Linked DNA regions of Homo sapiens: region 1 is linked to region 2. The links are chromatin loops, found by intact Hi-C in ENCODE. Cell type or tissue: psoas muscle. All regions are shown on one strand. Links, peaks and the distances in the headings refer to the core of each region. The heading gives the core; the rest is flanking DNA. Region 1 has its middle 77 kb from the start of NEO1. Region 2 has its middle 90 kb from the start of ADPGK.

Region 1 (4,530 bases), core at 286-4,285, 100 kb before region 2:
GGAGGTGAGACGTCTGAAATGGGTCTCACTGGGCTAAAACCAAGGCGTTGGCAGGGCTGCATTCCTTTTGAGGGCCCTAAGGGAGAATCTGTTTCCTTGGCTTTTCCAGTTTCTAGAAGCCACCTGCATTCCTTGGCACATAGTACCTTTTCTCCATCTTCAAAGCCAGCAGCATAGCATTTTTCAACTCTTTTCTCTGACTCTGGCATGCCTGCTTCCCTCTTTCACCCAAATCCAGGATAATCGCCCCATCTTAAGAGTCTTAATCACATCTGTAAAGACCTTTTGCCACATATGGTAACACATTCACAGATCCTGGGGATTAGGACATGGACATCTTTGGTGGGAAGTAGGACATTATTTTGTCTACCATACCTTGGGCTTCCTAGACCTATCATTGACCTTGGCTCATGCTCTAAGAGTATGAAGGGCATCATGAGGGGTGCGAGGCCTCAGAAATATCTGGAGGAAGCCAGGCCAGGGAGTCGATGGATGTGTCATTAAAGTGGATAATTGCTCCAGATCCAAGAGATCATACAGGAGCTTACATCAGACCCTGGAACTTCAAGAAGGCTGTATAGTTTCAAGGTCATCCTAAACAGCTGCTTTGTCCCAAGCATGTCTGATCAGTTGAACCAGTCAGTATAGGCTAGCTTATATTGTGATAAAAATGATCCTCAAATCTTGGCCGCTTATAGCAAACTAGGTTTATTTGGTAATGCTACTCATCCAGTGGGGGTCAGAAGGGCTCACCTCTGTGCTCCTTACTCTGAGACCCAGGTTGACAGAGTAGCAGCCATTTCAAACATTACCAGTTGTCATGTCAAAGGGACAGAGAGAGATCATGGTCAGCAGAGGAGTGTCTTGCCCAGCAATTAAATACTTGGGCATAGAAATAACTTCTGTCACTTCTACTCACAATTCGTTGGCAAAGCTAGCAGATGGCTCCACCCAAACCCAATGGGATCAGGAAAGGCAATTTTACCATGAGCCTGGAGAACCGAGAATATTTAGTGAATAGCACTAATAATCACTGCACTTACTGTCTTCTACTAATTCCTGATATGAATGGAGGCTGTGTGCCCACCAGGGCCACTTTTGTATGTCCTAGGAATGATCTGAGCTGATCCAAATGCTAGTGTCAGGTAGAAGCAAATGGCAGCCCTGCATCATCACCATGTTGGCTCCTGACAGGCCTGGTTCATCCTGAGCTGCTCACTGTAAAGAAAGTCCCCGGGAAATGGCAAGGAATTGATATGCCTTTGAACTCCTGCAAACCTGGGTATGAGCCTCTGGAAATCAGCCTTATACTTGACAAGTTCTGTTCCAATATGGCTCAAAGGTTGCAAATTTGCGTGGTTCCTATCCAGGTGGGCTATGAGGGTATTTGCATGGCCCATTGATACCAAGACACTGAAGTGAAGCTGGCAGAGCTATGGGACTCATGCCAGCTACATCTAATTATCAGCAGGAAATAAAAACATGAACATAAGGTGAGCAACAATACCAAGCTCTCATGTATGCCTCCCCTCCAACCCTTGCCACCCGCCTTAAACTCCACAGGTAAGACTCCAAGCATCCTATAGGTGAAAGGTTCCACCAGCACTCCCCATTACCCTGCTGCTGTTGTGGGTGCTTGGCAGATACAACCACCTGGACTACGACCATTTGAAGCAGGTGGTGTATTGGGCCTATGGAACCAGAGTCTGTCTCACAAATTTGGAATGGGATGGATTTTAACCAAAATCTCCTTGCATTTTGGTGAGAAGCCAGAAACACTCTCTGGCTCAGAGAGGAAATTTAGGTGGTAGGTAAAAGGCTCTAGTACAGCTGGTTAATTCCTTTCCCTATGTTTCTTATAGGTGGACACAAGGCCCACCTGACTGGGTCCCCAAGCGCCATGTTTCATGATGGCATTCAAAGGGGGGTTGTGCCCATCTCTATACCCCTCCTTGCATTCTCTCTGCAGTTGCCTGCTTGGGTGGAAAAATAAAGAAGCTACTATACTCCTGCCACTGCTTCTCCTCATACACCTAGTGAGGCAACCCTAGTCCCAGCTTGGGCTGGATAGCAGATGCAGCCAATAGCCAGTGATGCTTTTGAGTGTGTGGCTGCAGTACTGGTCAGTTTACTGTGGCTCACTCGTCAGATGCAAGTGGCTGGTCTGTCCCTGTCCCAGAGCCCTCGCTGCTTGATATTATCTGCTTGAGTGGGTCTCCCTCATTCCTGACAACTCTTGAGTAGACTACTGACAGCTTGTGTGAGAAGACTCACCTCTGTGTCCCCCATCAGGCGTGGGCAAGCAAGTTGTGAAATCACCCAGCTGCAGCCTACAATTCTCTACAGTTGCAAGGAATCCTGGGTAGCAGGACTGTTGTTCCAGGGCAGGTGTGAGCAGTAGTGGTGCTGCAACTAGAGCCATCATGGTCAGTGGGCAAGGATGGTGGCACAAGGTGAGCAGCTGGGCTCTGGCCTCACTGCTGTCCTTAGCTGGTGAAGACCTCTCTGCATGGAGGATTCTCTGCTTTCTTCCTCCTCAGGATCAAGACTGAGTACCTTCAAAACGGAGGATAGATCTTCTTTATCATGCAACCAGTAGGACAGCCCTGGAAGTGTGGGTTCCTACCTACATGGCTTAAGCATCATGTAGATAGGCCACACTACACCGGTGTGAGGTGCAGCTCTGGACTCTGCATGGGTGGCTTCTAAAACAACTGAATGGAAATGTTTTCTGAGTTACTCAAATTTATCTAGATTTTCCCATTGGTAAATGCAAAACCTATATTGCATTGAAGCAGGGCCAATATCTTGGCTGGCAAATGGATTTTAAAATATCTTTGAAGAAGTGAACACAGAGGGCCCAGGGAAGGTTGAGGGGTAACTCCGTTTCCTCCTGTAGAATCTACCTTGAGGTCTGAGGGACACTGGCCACAAAGCACTTTCATATTCTGGCTGTGTGGCCTAAGATTTCCCAGGGATAAGTGATATAAAGGTGACCAATTGATCAATGGAGGAAATTTCTCTTTATAGAAGCAGTCTAGCTAATAAATGAAGAGAATGATAGAATGTCACTATTTTATAACACTTAATGATATACATGAAATAGATTTAGACAATGGCACTCAAAGGCTGGTAATATCACACACACAAAATTGACATTATATGCTCTCTGATGAAAGAACACACCACTACCTATAAAGCATTATTGTAAAAAAAAAAAAAAAATCAAACCTGAATTCAACAAATCTCGTCATCTAATTACCAATTAAAAAACAGGGACAGAGGAATGTGTTAAAAAAATACCACAGGGACTGGTGATCCGCAAAATTTAGGCTATGGGAAACTATAGTTCAATAACTTAGTTTATTTAATAAATTTTGAAAGCAAAAGAAAACCTATATGAAGAAAAGACTTAAAGCCACATAAACTGATTATAATGTATGGACATTATTTGGATCCTGACTTGAACTAATGTAAAAATAAATGGAGACACTGAGGACATTTTAACACTGGCCAGATATTTGGAGACATTAGGAATTATTCTTATTGTTAGGTATAATAATGGAATTGTTATATCCAAAAGAGTCCTTATCTTTTGGAGCTATATGCTAAACTAATTACAGATTACATGATATCTGAAATTTGCTTCAAGATCGTCCAGGTAGAGCAAGAGGTAAGGAGTGAAGGTAAAAGCAGCTGGGCATGTAATTGAAATAAGTCTATTTGGGAGGCCGAGGAGGGCGGATCACCTGAGGTCCGGAGTTCGAGACCAGCCTGGCCAACGTGGTGAAACCCCATCTCTACTAAAATACAAAAATTAGCCAGGCGTGGTGGTGTGTGCCTGTAATCCCAGCTACTCAGGAGGCTGAGGCAGGAGAATCATTTGAACCTGGGAGGTGGAGGTTGCAGTGAGCTGAGATCACACCATTGCACTCCAGCCTGTGTGACAGAGCGAGACTTCATCTCAAAAAAAGTGTGGCTGTGAGTTGACCATTGTTGGAGTTGGGTGATGGGTAAAGGGGGCATCATATTATTCTCTCTACTTTTGTATATGCTTGAAATTTTCCAGAAGAAGAGGAGGAGGAAGTGTGTGGAGAGAGAGAGAGAGAAAGAGAATATAAATCGGATTGTAAGGCAGGCGGTCAGGCAGAGGAGACTGGCAGCAGGGGTGGAGTAGAGGGCTGTGAACTGATGAGAAGATCAAGGGGTCAGACTCCAGGGGTCAGTGTCTGGGGCCTTCCATGCATAAGACTCACCTGATTGGAAGTTCTCCTCCCACCTTTTCCTGGACTGTACCCCCAAACCAATATGTCTCAGAGTCTGAACAGTAAGAGGCTGCCACCAGCACTTCTGATTCAAAATAAGAATAACTAACTACCTGTCCCCCTGGAAATTACCAGCATGCTTCTCCTTCTCAGGTGGGGAATGTCTGGTTCTTCCTTTGACCAAGGGCAGTATTTCTAGTACTGTGTTCTCAGAAGAATCAGTCACAGGCCAAGCATGGTGTCTCACGCCTGTAATCCCAGCACT
Region 2 (4,218 bases), core at 1-4,000:
TGCAACAAAAAGTATAATCCATAAAAAGATAAAATTGATAAATCAGACATCAGCAAAATTAAGAACTTCTATTCCTTGATAGACATTATTAGGAGAGTCAAAAGACAAGCCACAGACTTAGAGATAATATTTTCAAAGAAGCATATCTGTTAGGACTTATAAACATAATATATAAAGAACTCTCAAAACTCAGTAATAAGACATACAACCCAATTTTTAAAATAGGTAAAAGGGTTTAAAGAGACACTTCACCAAAGAAGATATATATGGACGGCACAAGAAAACATTCTCAACATCATCAATCATCAGAGAAATGCGAATTATAACCATTACATCCCATTTGAATGTTTAAAATCAAACAGACTGATCATACCAAGCATCAGCAACGAAGTGAAGCCATCATTGTAAGCCTCATACACTGCTGGTGGAAATGTAAATCATGCTACCACTTTGGAAAACAGTCTGGCAGTTTCTTAAAACATTAAACTTACACCTACCATATAACCTGTCTGTTCCACTCCTATATGTTTATCCAAGAAAATGAAAGCATATGTTCATAAAAAGACTTGTACATGAATGTCCATAGCAGCTTTATTCAAACTAGCTAAAAACTGGAAACAACCCAAATGTCCATCAACAGGTGAATGCATACATAAATTATGATATATCCATGCAGTAGACAAGTTCTCAGAAATAAAAATGAATGAACCATTGATACATGCAACAATGTGGATGAATCTCAACATAATTATGTTCAATGAAATAAAAGACAGACAATAGGCCAGACACGATGGCTCATACCTGTGATCTCAACACTTTGGGAGGCTGAGGCAAGAGGATTGCTTGAGCCCAGGAGTTCAAGACCAGCTTGGGCAACAAAGGGACAGCTCATCTCTACAAAAAATTTAGAAATTAGCCAAGCATGCTGGTGTATGCCTGTGGTCCCAGTTACTCAGGAGGCTGAGGTGGGAGGATTGCTTGAGCCCAGGAGGCCGAGGCTGCAGTGAGCTGTGATTGCATCACTGCCCTCCAGCCTGTGTGACAGACCAATAACTTGTTTCAAAAGAAAAAGAAAACAATAACAGAGTACATACTCTATGATTCCATTTACATAAAATTCTACAAAATACAAACTATACTGACAGAAAATAAATCAGTAGTTGTTTGAGGACTGGGGGCAGGAAGTGTAGGCAGGGAGGAGTGGGAAGGAAAGATTACAAAACAGAATTTGGGGACATAATGGATATTTTCATTATCTTGATTGTAGTAATGGTGTCCAGAGTGTACACATACATGAAAACATACCACACCATGCATGTTAAGATGCAGTTCATTGGATGTCTATATCTCAATAAAACTGTTAGAAATAGACACAGAACACTAGGAAGGGAGGGTCTAAGATGTTTGGAGAATATCACTGAGAGAACATTGAGATTCATGACTCTGGAAGGTGAAGGATCCAATAGGTAATAATAGAAATAATAATTGTTATTATAGCTAATGATTATTGTCTGCCTACTATTTTATCATTTCACACAAGGGAAGGTACATGAAGCCCAGAGAATCTAAGCAACTGGCACAGGGTCACAGAACTGGTGAGAGGTGGAACAGGGATTTGGATCCCACACAGTTAACCAGATCACTGGGGAGTTTCTGGAACAGATTGCAGGGAGCCCTGGGTTTTCTATAGCACTGGAGAGATGCTGGCATAAGTTCAGTTGCAGTGACCCCCAGCCCTCCTGACTCTGCTGGGCCCTGCCCAGCCTCCACAAGCTCTTCTCCTCCTGTTTCTGCCGCTGGGCCATGCAGGCAGGGCCATCGCTGACAAGCTCAGATTTCGGCAGCATCGTTCTCATGAATTCCAAGCCAGGAGGCTGGGAGCCAGTGCTCCGAGAGACATTTGAGAAGATGAAGACAAAAGCTGTTGGGAAAAGTGACGCATGAGGGCATGCCTGAAATATCTGCAGGTTCAACTACTTCTCCAAATCATCCCAGAGCAGGCACGTGGCCCAGCAGTGACAGGTGCTCCAGCATGTCTCATGAGGCCTGGGAGAGCTTGCAAGAACCAGAAGAGAAAGAAGCAGACACAGGGAAGCCTCAAAGATCCTTTGCAGGAGGAACCAGACACCATGTAGGGGCTGAAGGCTTCATTAGGTCAGCGTGGCTGGCACAGGAGTGCCCTCCTGCAGAGCCAGCTGTCCTGGGCAGTGAGAGGAGACTCCCATGCATCCTTGTACTCCACGGACACGAGTCAGGATGTGGCCATACCCAACCAAGAACCCCATGGGGCTTTGCTATAGTCAGAAAGTCTGAGCTGGTTCCACTTCAGGGAAGGAAGGGAGGGGGTCCTGCCAGTTTTCTTGGCAGTGGAATTGTGTTTGAAAGATTGTTATCACCAATCTCCTTCTGCGACTGATGGTAGCTCAGGCCAGTATTTCATCAACAGTTCCCATTAGGGTGGCCTCATTGGAAACACCAAAAGGAACTACCACCAATTCCCTCTCCAATCTCCTCCTTCTCCCCTATATTAGTTTCCTATCCGATTACCACACACTTAGAGGCTTAAAACAACATGAATGTATTATCTTACAGTTCTGAGGTCAGAAGTCTGAAATAGGCTTCCCTGGGCTAAAATCAAAGCATTGGCTTGGCTGCTTTTCTTTCTGCAGACTAAGTATAAACCCATTATCTTGCCTTTTCCAGCCTCTAGAGACTGCCTGCTTCCTTGGCTCATGCCCCCTCCCATCTTCAAAGGCAACCATGTCTGGTTGAAGCATCTTTCTCATATCACCTCCCTCTGTCTTACGAAAACCCATGTGATTTCATCTAGCCCACCTGGATAATCCACGATAATCTTATTTTAAGGGCAGCTGATTGGCAAATTTAATTCCATCTGCAACATTAATTCTCCTCTACCATATGACCTAACATATTAGGACAGGTATTAGGACAGAGATGTCTTTGGGGAGCCATTATTCTCCCTACCACAAACCTGCCAAGAGAACTATATGTCTGGTTAATTAAAAGCATTAAACAAATCTTACGTTTCTAAAAAGTTTTTTTTCTTTTGAAAGGTGCGTCATAAGAGCCTTCTTCAGATTTGCTTTGGGCAAGGAGGTTGGTGAACAGGAGAAATTTTGCTTTCGTTCTTGGCAGAAAACATCACCAATGACACCCCACTACCCTCTCCCTGCTGAAAAGAGCCTGGGAGCCACCAGGGAAATGCTTGACTTTGTAAATGTATTTGCAGGCTTCAAATCCAAGCAGGAAGTGAAGCCAAATCCCCCAGGAAAAGATTTTCTAAAATGTCAAGAAGACTGCCATTTCTCAATCCTGAAAAGGTTGTCCACTTTGGGCAGCCAACCGGTTGCCTGTTTACAAAGACCCCTCTCTGTTTATTGTAGCCACAGTTTCCTCTGTGTTAAGCAGCCAAAGGGGAAGGTCTGGCATCCCATGCTCGGGAGAGCCCTTCTTTGGATTCTAGTCTTGCGGGTTGCTGGTCACAGAGCCATGCTGGATCTGGGCTGAGCACTGAGGATATGTTTTAGTTACCTGTGGCTGCCATAACAATTTATCACGAGCTGAGTGGCTTAAAACAACAGAAATTTATTTTCTCACAGTTCTGGAAGCCAGACGACTAAAAATCAAGGTGTCAGCAGAGCTGGCAAGGCTCTGCACAGTGCCGTCTGGAGACTCTGAGGGAGAAACCGTTTGTTCCCTGCTTCTCTTCTAGCCTCTAGTGGCTGTTGGCAATCCTCAGTGATCCGTGACTTGTGGCTGCATCATCCCAACCTCTGCCTTCTCCTTCACATGGTCTTCCTCGGGCTTTCTTCCATTGTCTTTGTCTTTTCCTCTTCTTATAAGGACACTTGTCATTGGATTTGGGCCCATCCAGTTAATCCAGGATGATCTCATTTCAAAGAACCCTTAACTCAATTACATCTGCAAAGACCCTTCTTTTCAAATAAAGTGACATTCACAGGTACTGTGAGTTAGGACTTGGACATTTTGGTTGGGGGTGCACAATCCAACCCCTCCAGGGAGAGATCTGGCTCCCAAATGGCATTGGGTGGAGTCCTGCCACTGAGTTTAAACCCCATCCCTCCAGGTGCAGTGAACTGCTTGAGGCCACCCTGCAGCATCACCACATGGTCCTTTCTAGCCAAAAATACCCTCTCCTCTGCCTGGAAAACTGGTTGCCCTTCAAAATTCATCTGA

Evidence for each region. Hi-C counts contacts between places; a loop is a spot of excess contacts. Peaks named below come from ENCODE experiments on the same cell type or tissue, not always from the same donor. Only the 100,000 strongest peaks of a DNase experiment are listed, where the experiment ranks them.
Region 1: a loop joins it to region 2, with 1.9 times the contacts of the local background. A loop is called at or near these places in 2 of 110 quality-filtered maps.

The regions. Positions count from the first base shown.
Region 1 is chr15:72,973,206-72,977,735 of GRCh38, reverse strand. No RefSeq gene overlaps it. Among named protein-coding and RNA genes, the nearest start is that of NEO1, 77 kb to the left of the region's middle. In psoas muscle, for the core only: no CTCF peak of the experiment used is centred there; no DNase peak of the experiment used is centred there.
Region 2 is chr15:72,871,715-72,875,932 of GRCh38, reverse strand. No RefSeq gene overlaps it. Among named protein-coding and RNA genes, the nearest start is that of ADPGK, 90 kb to the right of the region's middle. In psoas muscle, for the core only: no CTCF peak of the experiment used is centred there; a DNase peak (open chromatin) is centred at 2,002; H3K27ac peaks cover 2,906 bases.